Linked DNA regions of Mus musculus: region 1 is linked to region 2. The links are chromatin loops, found by intact Hi-C in ENCODE. Cell type or tissue: heart. All regions are shown on one strand. Each heading gives the region's core, and the rest is flanking DNA. Links, peaks and the distances in the headings are about the cores only. Region 1 has its middle 44 kb from the start of Gm33974. Region 2 overlaps Gm33838 (a long non-coding RNA gene).

What was found. Hi-C counts contacts between places; a loop is a spot of excess contacts. Peaks named below come from ENCODE experiments on the same cell type or tissue, not always from the same donor. Only the 100,000 strongest peaks of a DNase experiment are listed, where the experiment ranks them.
Region 1: a loop joins it to region 2, with 2.8 times the contacts of the local background. A loop is called at or near these places in 1 of 42 quality-filtered maps.

Annotation. Positions count from the first base shown.
Region 1 is chr9:35,359,411-35,364,783 of GRCm38, forward strand. No RefSeq gene overlaps it. Among named protein-coding and RNA genes, the nearest start is that of Gm33974, 44 kb to the left of the region's middle. In heart, for the core only: no CTCF peak of the experiment used is centred there; DNase peaks (open chromatin) are centred at 1,161, 1,491, 2,221, 3,101 and 1 weaker place; H3K27ac peaks cover 2,324 bases.
Region 2 is chr9:35,288,690-35,294,062 of GRCm38, forward strand. The region is part of intron 2 of Gm33838 (a long non-coding RNA gene); the gene reads right to left. Among named protein-coding and RNA genes, the nearest start is that of 4933422A05Rik, 10 kb to the left of the region's middle. In heart, for the core only: no CTCF peak of the experiment used is centred there; DNase peaks (open chromatin) are centred at 2,362 and 4,952.

The DNA.
Region 1 (5,373 bases), core at 199-5,198, 71 kb after region 2:
AAATGGTCCAAAGACCATTGTCGGAGAAGCCTATTGTAAAGTGGGAAGGTTTTTAATTCTCTGTAAAGTATGTCCTTTAGGTTTTGGGAAAGCCACATTTCTCCCAGGGTCTCTACTGTTTGAACCAATTACATATCATCTCAAACTCACCTATTTATGTAACGGTTCAAATGTCTAGCATCTCATTTTGGTTGTCCCTTCAGAATGAATGGTTCTTTGAAGAGAGTGTCATTCTGCAGGTCCATGGGCTGCTAGAACAAGCCTGGGTCTGGGGCCTGACTCGGCACCCGAGGTGCGGGGTTGTCACACCTCCCTGGAAGAAGGGGACAGCCTTCTTTCATATAGCTTGAAGTGGAGCCTGTTTGAGATGGTGGCTGGGAGGATTAGGGACTGTGTGGAGGGCAGGGAGCAGGCTCCGCATCCAGCTAAGAACATGAGCAAGGGTGTTTTAGTGTGTGTGAGTAAGCGCTCAGGGGCACTGTTTATTTATTCTAGGAGAGGTTGCTAAGTTGGAGGTGTTTGCCAACAGAACACAGCCTGAGTGCCGTTTGTTTACTTAGAGGAGTGCAGAGAAGGACTTAGGGAGAGGCAAGTATAGGCTGTGGCTGTCTTGGAAGCCACATGCATGAAAGTTGCTGGGGGGCCACTCTCAGTGTTTGGTCCTGAGGATCTATAGAGCCCCCGTTAGGGTGGAGTCTCTGATTCCCTTTCTACCCTCTCTGTTTCAGAGATTCCTCACCCATGGTGGGTGGAATTGCTTAGTCTCTGCAGGTGGCTGCTCTCTTCCCTCCTGGAGGACTGTCTGGCTACTTAGTTTCTTTGGTTTCCACTCACTCACTCACTCACTCACTCGGTGCCTTCCAGTCAACAAGTTACTCAGCCTCACTGGACCTCCACCTCCCGTTCCCTAACTACAGACAGAGGTTGCTTTAATGTTTCCTTGGCTACACAGTTTCAAGACAACTCAGAGAGAGTGGGATGAGGCTCAGTGGGAGAGCTTTGCCTGCAGTGCCTAAGATCCTAGGTTTAACTTTCAGTACTGGAGGGAAGAAGGGGGAAAAAGAATGACTAGAGGGAGATATCAGCTCCTTTGCACCCCAATGGGACCTGTCAGCACAGATCCAGCTGTCATCCCAGTCCCCTGCCAGTCCAGGCCCCAAAGCACTTCCGCCCCTTGGCTCAGACTCAGCCTTTCTAATTGGTGATCTGGTTTTGTTTTTGTAAGCCTGAAGCCGCTGTTTCTGTAATGTCTCTCCCAGGTTATAGATCAGCTGTATTCCCTGTCTCCAGGTGAGACTCTCCCAACTCTGTTTAATTCCAGCCACAGGCCCAGGGCTGGGACAAGCTGAGTTTCAAAGTCAGTCCTTCTCGGTTGGGTGGCCCAGGGACTCCCCAAAGGTCTCTATCTCCCACCCCCCTTCCCTAAGGCCCCAGCAAACCGCCTGCAAGTCTCTAAGGGAGCTCTGGCTCCCAGACACAGGCTGGCTGGCAGCCAAGGGTGGTGTTCTGGCTCCAGTACCAGCCAGATGGGGTGGCAGGAGGGCTCTGTTAATCCCCCAGGAGAAAGCTCCTTGGCACACAGAGAAAAAAAAAAAAAACAGGGCTGCCAGCACTGTGCCCCAACCCTAGAGCCATGGAACATACCCCAAAGTCTTCCAGGCAGGCTTTCTACCTTTACTGTTCAGGGAGCATGGATTAGGGTCACAGCTGGGCACACAGAGGTAGCGAAGGGAGACTGAGTTCCTCTTCTCAGGTTAAGACTCTTATGTTAGTTGTTGTCTTTTCTTGTTTCTCTCAGAACTAGAGGATTATGAAGCCAGGGAGAGACGACCAGCATTTTGACCCCTATAGGCTGGTGACTTCTCAGGCTTGGGGAAAGAACTGGGGTTGCTGAACTCAAGGCTACCAACTCCTTCTTCTCCCCCACCCCCCAATGCCATCATCTATCTGCCCATGAGGGACACATGTGTGCATACACATCTACACAGCCAGCCTTCCACCACTGAGGCTGCATCTTTTGGTGCCATACAGAAGTAGATGGAATGCTGGAAAAATCACCCTAAGGCCAAAGAGAATCTGTGGAAAAACTGGAGAGGAGAGTAAAAGCAGATCTAGAGAAGGCAGCCAGCTAGGGAGGAGGTGTTCCACTCGCCCAGCAGACCTCCCGCTGTCCTCATTGGAGCCAGGGATACTGAGGGGCTCAGGCCCAGCCTTGGCCTGTGTTCTCCTCTGCATGCCTCCCTGGCATGTCACTTGCCAGGGGCTGCCAGATCCTACTTCTCTAGGGGTCTTACTCTAGTTCCAGGGCTGGTAAATATGATTCCTGACCCCAAGCCAATCCCTCCCCGTGCTTGGCTGTTACCAGTGTGAGAAGCATCAAGGATTGAGCCGTTTCTTTCTTTCTTTTTTCTTTTATCTGCCCTTCTTATTCCTGCCTGCGTTGCCTTCACCATCATCCATCACAGCATGGTACCAACGAATGGCTTTGAAGTTTGATGAGTGGGGTGGATTTCGCCCTTCCCAACAGCCAAAAAAAAAGCAAAATCAGCTCTGGGTCAGCAGCAGCTCTATATTCCTGGTGCCATGAACGTTATTAGGGCCTCAAGGGTTATTTAAGGGTCTCTTCGATGCACGGGTCTGTGCAAGAGTTAAGGTGGTCGTTTATTACCCAGAGAGGGTTGGCAGTGAAATTCCACGGATACAACTGCCGTACCATGTCTCCTCAGGTCATGACACAGTTCTGATCTTCTGTAGGGGAATGCTCCAAGCCAGGCAAGGTCCTCCACATCCAGGTGGATCATTCCCAAACCCATTTTTATCACGGATCATTTCACAGAAACTTTCCGCCATGGGAACTCACAGCTGAAGCGTGTTGTTTAGAGCGGAAAATTTGGGTGTAATAGCATTAGTGAGTCCAGTCTCCTCACATGAACCTTTGCCTGCGACATCTCCTTGCTCCCTTGGCCTGTCCACTCCTCTCTGCCTGAGTCACAACAACAGTCAACAAGTTGGACACACAGCTTCTTGATGTGCCAAGTGCTCCCACGTGCACCGTGGCATTCACTCCTTTGGAGAGCCTTGCCAGACGTGTAATTGTTAGCTCCACCCATCAGAGGCCAGAACTGAGGATTCAGGAGGCCACAGGGCCAGATCAGGGAGCCAGGCGTCAGGACCTCTAACTTGAACTCTTATATTCTCTCTGTGGAATCTGCCAAGAGGAATGTGAGCACTCTGAGTAGTCTAGCAGGCAGGAAGGGCTTGATGGAACAGGCTTCTAACTGGGCTCTTAATGGGGACCTTGTGGGGGCCAGGAGCTGGTAGGGCACCCTTTTGAGAATCACTCTCCCCTGAAATGCTTTCTGATTTTCAGGTATAAGGAGTCACCCCTCCGGATACATGCTAGGCCTAAGTTTCTCCGTTTTTACTTTTTCTCACCTGCCTAGTTCTTCTCTCCATTTTGCACTTCCTCCCGCTGGACACTCATATCGTTGCTATGCATCTGGGGACAGGGGGTACTGGCTCTCCTCCGTGGCCTTGCTGTAGCTCTGGCTTTTGCTGTAGACCATGAAGACCCCAGGGGAAGTTTCCCATGACGCTGTTCCCTTCTCCTCAGACTGGCTGTGTGACATCAATCAAGAATCCAGATCCTTCCTGGCTCTGTGCCGCAGAACAAAGCATCCAGGTGCCCAAATCTAGACTCAGTGATGCAGAGAGGAAGAAACAGAATATATACCTCCACATCCTGCACAGACTCAGCCACACGCCCTTGGGGGTCCCTGAGAATTTTGATCTGTGGCCTTTAACTCTCCAGACCCAGCCTCTCAGAGAAAGTCCTTGTATGAAAGCCAAGTTTATCCCCCAAATGTGATGGATACACGGGAGGGGGTGGGGCAGGGGGAAGTTTTATCCAAAACACATGTTATTTCCACTATTCTAGTTATCTTGGATATTTCCTGCATGTTTATCACCATGGCAACTGACTCAGCACGAGACCTTGTTTGCTGGGCCCTGGGGTCCGGCTTGGCGGCCATGTGGTGTCAATTTGGGCCTCTCAGTGCATTTTGGTCTCTGTGTCTGTCTTCCCAGGTTTAGGTCATTCTGTCTCTCCCTTTTTGTCTTTGACTCTGTCTTTTCCCCTAACCTTTCTCTGGCTCTCTCCCTTTTCTACTTTCAGAAACTAGCTGCTTCTGGGTGATATGTGTCATGGGTAGAGCGAGTGCCCTGTTCTTTCTGTCTGAACTCCTCCCTTGACTAAGCCTTTGATTAAGCCTGCCCAGGACACTAGAAGGCTGCTTGTAGAGGAAGGACTTTGTTCAGCTAGCCATGCTACCTTGGGGTGAGGAGCTGAAGGCCTCAGGGAAAGGTGGGCTAGGGACTTGTGTGAAGCATTCACGAGGGTATGGACACCACATCTTGCTTTGCTGGTGGGTGGATGGGGATCTGCCGCTCAGTGACTTTGACATGGGCATGAAGTCAAGAAAGAGGCTCAGACTCAGGGAAGTGAAGAGGGCCAGGCCAGGTCCTGAAGGGCTTAGGTCTGTAGGCACTCTGGTCTGCCCTGGGGACTGCATCATTCTCAGTCCTATCTCAGGGGACACAGGGGTAATGCAGCTCTGTGACAAAGGGGTATGGCAGCTCAGTGACACAGGGGTATGGCAGCTCTGTGACAGTCAGATGGCAGTGTCCCTCCACGAAGCACCAGGCATCAGCAAAGGTGTTGACAATAACAGCATGTGAGGGAGCTGGGCCAGCAGTCTGGAGAAGGCACTGTGCGCAGACAGAATATAAACAGGCTGCTTCGTGGGAGGTGAGGATCGCTGCTGGCTCTCTCTGCTCCAGGTCTCATCTCTCTTCTTGCCTCAAGCCAGGACTGGACAGCTCTTGCCAGCCATATTCTACCAAGTTCCTGGCATCCAGACCCACTGGGGAGGCCTGCTTTGACCACCTTTCCAGTTTCCACATTGTTCTTTGCCAGTCTTATCCTAACTCCCTGAACAAGGTAGGCCTGGGAATCACCATTAAGGCTGGCGACCCACATAGGGAAGCAGCTAAGAAAGGGGCTGAGATAAAAGAGTATCCAGAACTCACATCAGGGCACACGCTGTCCTCCTCAGCGCCTGTAGTCTCAACTTAAGGCATGGTGAGAGCTGGGGTATGAAGTGAAAAGCTGGCCTAGGCAGCCCCTGGGTGGACCTGAGAACAGTGTTCTATGCCCCTGGCCAGCATATTGATCTGCCTTTGAAACAGAACCGTTTCAAGGCGGTCCACCCTAATGGACAGAACAGAATAGGAGCAAGATAGGAAGAGCAGTTGCAAAATGGATCATGGGGCCAAATAATAGGGTACAGAGACTCTATGGACTCTGGGGACCAT
Region 2 (5,373 bases), core at 175-5,174:
GCCCCACTATAGCCTGCATGGCATACGGCTAGTGAGGAGGTGGGCATACAGAACCTGTGAGGGTGATGGGGTATGGCTGAGCGTTGGTCAGGGACTCTAGGGGAATCGTTTGCTTCACTGGCCATAGCCCAAAGAATATCCTTTGCAGAAACTCCAGAATGCTGCAGGTTCAGTCTGGGGCTTGGGTGTGCTTTAGCTCCTGATCTAGCTCACCCTCCCCAAACAAACTCTAAGGACAGACTGAACTTGGCCTTCCCCTCAGCAGCCCCTCAGCTGGGGCCTCCTGCATGCAAGTTCTCACTGGCCCTCTCAAGTTTGACATCAGCCCTATACTGAGCCCCAGAAGGCAGAGCTGAGATGGCGTTCTCCTGCTGCTGGTGTATGAGGCTTGAGGGGAGGAGGCATTTCTTTACCCAGGGATCAGATGAGTGATTCTACAAGTAGGGCTAATATGGAGCCCGTGGTTGGCTCATGAATTGGTGTGGAGACTAAATGGAGCGGGGGTGAGGGTGGGGGTGGGGGGGCACATTTGTCTTCCCCCCACCTCATGTACCTCTGCAGCTTCCTCTCCTCCCTAACTGCAACCTGGAGTTCTTCCTTAGGCCCTGGAGGGGCTATGTACATCTAGCTGACCTCTCTTGGATTTTCTCTGGTTCAGGTCCAGACACCATGTGTGCCTTCCCGGAGACGGCATTGGGCACGCCAACCATTGTCCTGCCTGAGGCCTCACTAATGGCTTCTTTGCAACTACCCTGCCATTGCCTGATCTGGCTAACATCCCTCTGTCTGGTCTCAGTTTAGGCTGCTTTGGTTTTTCTATATCGTTCACCAGCCACAGGGACCTTCATGCAGTCCCAGAACTGAAGCCCATTCTGTTTGATGCTCTGTGCCCATCAGATGCTGGGAACTCAGGGGAGCAGCATTTGTCTACTAGCTACAGCATGCCATGCTAAGCTGGGTTCTTTCTTGTGAGCTATTTATTTTAATCATCATAGTACCTTGCCTTCATAGACCAAAAGGGTCAAAGAGATGAAAAGTTGACACAAGCATATAGCAGATCGTCAGGGTCTATCCCCGTCCAGGTGTGTGTGCCTTTCTTGCTCTAAAGGACTTTACTTGAAGGAATCTTTGTTGATTCTCAAGTTCAGGTTATGCCATGGCCACCACCACTTAGCTTCTATGCACTCATAAATACTTGAGTTTAACAAACATCTGTTGAGTGTATTCTTTATGCCAGATGTTGGTTGGGAGCATTTGGAGGTAGGGGCAAGCTTGCCAAAGAAAATGTGGGCAGATGTCTCCGTGAGTTCTTCTATCTGCCTCTGGGTCCCAGAATATCTAGTCCAGTTCTGTATTGCTGCCCAAACCAAGCTGAGGAAGGCGGGGCCTGGGTGTAGGATGTGAGGGCTGGGCTATGGGGTGAGGGTGGGTGGGGTGAAGGGAGACCGGGTTTAATGAGGTGACTGCCACTTGTAAATGAAACAGAAGGCGGTGCCGCTTGTGTGAACTTCGACCTCTTCTGTCAGTCTAGCCTTTCATTAAGAGCGGTGGCTCCCTCAGAAGAGACCCACCACAGTCTGGGCTAGAATGCCAGGGCTGGAGTGGAGAGAAAGAGTGTGGGGAGAGAGTATGGGTTAGCAGTTAGTGGACCCTCTGTTGTCCCCCGCAGGATCTTTGGTAGAAAAATGGCTGCTTTGTATTTGAGAGGAGGTATGACCACAAACCTGAAGGCTTCCAAAAACCTAAATTCCCAGGCCTCTTGTCAATAGATTGGGGTTGAATCTTGAAAATTTAATTTTTTGGTTTGCATGAGCATGTAATATGTGTGTATGTGTGTGTGGGAGGTATGGATAAGTGTTCATGGATGTGCCTGCGGAGATCAGAGGTCAGTGTCTGGTGTCTTCCTCTATTGCTCTCCACCTTGTTGACACAGGATCTCTTGTTGGACTTTGAGCTTACCAGTTAGATATACCTCTTCTCAAATCCAAACATAGTAAGTATCCTAGCTCATACTGAGCTGGCGAAAGCTTGGGATCATTGTCTCACCCACCTCTCCAAGCACAGAGATTGAGATTCTCGCTGTCAGGCCAAACTTTTCATGTGGGTGCTGGGGATCTGATCTTAGGTCCCTGTGCATAGGCACCAAGTGCCCTTTACCCACTGAGCCAACTCCCTAGTGCAGGAAAAGTTTCCAAAAGCTCCCAGGAAAATTCTTCAACCAACTATGCTTAGGTCCTAAGGTGAGACCAGTTGGCCTCAGGCTAACCGATAAACAGGGGGTGCAAAAACCCAGACCTTGCCTCCTGAGCATTCTGGTGCCTGACTCTACACCACATGTCCCTATCAGGCCCGCCAAATACCCCTGAGTGATAACAGCTCTATCAGAATTGCAAAATGAGATGGGGAGAAAACAGCTTCCCAAGAGGAAACAGAACTGAGATCTTGAAACGGTTCCACGTGACTCTGGAAGCTCTCCTGCCAAACAGTGTCATAGTTTTCCACCACCACCCTGACACACACACACACACACACACACACACACACACACACACACACACACACACACACACACACACACACTGTGTAGTAGGAGCCATTAGCATCCAGGGATCCAGTGTTTGTGAACCAAGAAATCCTTGTCTCATTCTATTCTAATTGTGGTCCTGGGGCCAGCCATGGATGCTAGGTTTAAAGACAACACTCCATGACTGGAGATGTCTGTGGTGTTCACAATGGTGTGTTAAAATAAAAGAACCCTTGACGTGAGATCAGGCAGCCCCACCTTTGCTGTATACCTCTGCAGAAAAGAGCTCTTTGTTCCCAGTAGTAACTGAGGAAATAGGCTTTGGGAAGGGTTCTTTCTGTACATGGGACAGACAAGACGCTCTGAGAATACAAAGTGATGTCTCTTCCCCTCTGCCTCGAAAGTTCTTGCCTGACCCTCGATGGAGATTTCAGTGAGGTCTGCCTTCTTAGTCCTACTTTTGTGGAGAAGGGTGGCTTCAGGCCACCCACACCCAGAGGTCCAAGCTCTTCAGATTCATCGTCTTGGACAATAAGTTGGCACCTTTAGCTTAGTCGTGCCAGAGCCTCTTAGCTGAACATGGTGGTTCACCTTTAACCTACAACTTGGGAGGCAGAGGCAAGAGGAGCATTGAAAATTCAAGGATAATCTGGTCTGTCTGCATATCAAGTTCCAGGCCATCCAAGGCTACGTACGTAGCAAGACCCTGTTTTGAAAACATAAGAAAAAAAAAAAAACCAAAAACAAAAAACAAAAAAAAAAACCCAAGTCAAAGCAAGGCCACCCACACTTTACCAGGCAGTAAAAATATAAAATAGAGTTTTTCCTTTTCCTTTTTGGGGATTGTATGTTTTAGAGATAAGGTTTTATTCTGTAGCCCAAACTGGTAAGCTTGCTTTGACTCTCTTGCCTTCCTGAGTGTTGGCATTACAGGTGTGTATTACTATGCCTGGCTTACATTATAAAATGTTAAAGATGTGGTTTGTGATCTTTAAGGGGAGAGAGGCCTTATGTGGGGTGGAGGAAAAAGTGTTGAGGATTTAGGCAGGACTTTTCAGCCTCAGGGAGAGAAGGGTAGGGTTTGCCCGGACTATTGAGCAATGTAACCTTAGTCTTTAAACAGAATCACATTGCTTGGTGGAAGCCGGAGGACCCTACTCTCTGAGGATCGTTGATGAGGTGGGAAGTGAGGCCTGGAGAGTTGCACAATCCTTCAGTGCTTACAAGAGAATGAAGCCTGACCCTGAGAAAGGTGAGTCTAGGGATAGCTGAGCACTTGCTCCTGGGCAGCCTTGGTCATTCCCCTTTGGTTGAGGAGACAATGAAATGAGCCATAGACCATGGTACTTTTTGTGAGAGCGAAGGTTGGATTCCTTAAAAGCAGGCCTGTCTGCAGCTAATCAGAACTGTGACCCTACTTTTGGGTCACTCCAACATTGGAGACCAGGGCCCAAGAGCCAGGTGCTTACACTCCCCTTTAATGCTGGAAAGAAAACAGCTATCCATTTCTGGGGTATCCAGCAGTCAGGTTTATGCAGATGTCTTTGGGAGAAGGCTGAGTGGCCGAATGTTGCAGAGGGGAAGGGGCTGGGACCAGGGAGAGCCTGGGGGCTCTAGGTTGTGGTTGAAGCAGCTGTTGGCTAACCCAACTCCATACAGCTGAGACAGGAAATGAATTCTGACCTTGAAGAGGAGGTGAGAGGAAGTCTGCCCATCTCACAGTCAACCAGGAGGGCAGTTCAAAGGGGCTTCCTCAGGGATAGCCCCCAATCTTTCGAGTTCTTCCAGGCCAGCTTGAAAGCAGGGATTTTCTATTTGTGGTTAGACTCTCCAGAAAATGTGAGGAAAGCCACAGGGCTAAAAAGAAAAACAAACAAACAAAACCCTACACAAATTCTCTCATACGGTGCTTTTACTGGGTTCAGGGCCCCAAGTTAATTACTGCTATCCTAGGAAGGTAAGCCTGCCCCACTTCTCTTTCTTCTTCCTTTGAAAAAAGCTTGTGGATGTTAGCATATCCACAGATTTCTGCAACTATCACCTTGAACCTTCCCATTTTCTTCAGGTATTTTTTTTTTAGCCTATTTTAGACACTTTATACAAACAGAATTGTCTGCTCTCATGTCTTAGCTGTTGCATGATGTTTTCCAAGCCCGTCCATGTCGTAGCACCTGTAAGAATTTACTTCATGTCTTTTGAATAGTCCCCATCGAATGGTTTTGTCTGAATTTTAGTCATTCATTTGAGAAAGACAAATGAGCAGATGTTGGAAAGGTTCTACTTTGGGGCCTTTGTGAATAACACTGCTTTGAACACTGGTGGACAACTTTTTTCCTGTGGAGCGAGGCTCTCATGTCTTGGGTATAAGCCACATGATAAGTCGGCTTTGCCTTTGGAAAACTGCCTGGTTGTTCCAGAGAAGCTGCACCATTTTATATACTTGCCAGCAAGTTTATGCCAGCTCTATTTTTTACACACATTTGTACAAACACCACGCCTAGTCCTCTTCCTCTCCGCCCTCCTTTTAGACACTCTTGCAGAATGAAGTGCTATTTTGTTGTAGATTTAATTTGAATTTGCATGGTTGCCAGTGATGCTGAAAATATTTGGGTGTGCTTACTGGCCATGTGCTCGTCCTCTGGAGAAATGTCCGTGTGATCCTTAACCCATTTCTGAATTGCATCATTTATCTTTTTCTTACTGGGTTATAAGAATTCTTTATGTGGAAGTTCCACAGATACACGAATTGCAACATTTCCCCCATTATGTTGCTTATATTTTCCAAAACTTTCTTGCTAGTATCCCTTGATGCATTAAAATATAATAATATTATTTTATAATTGCATATT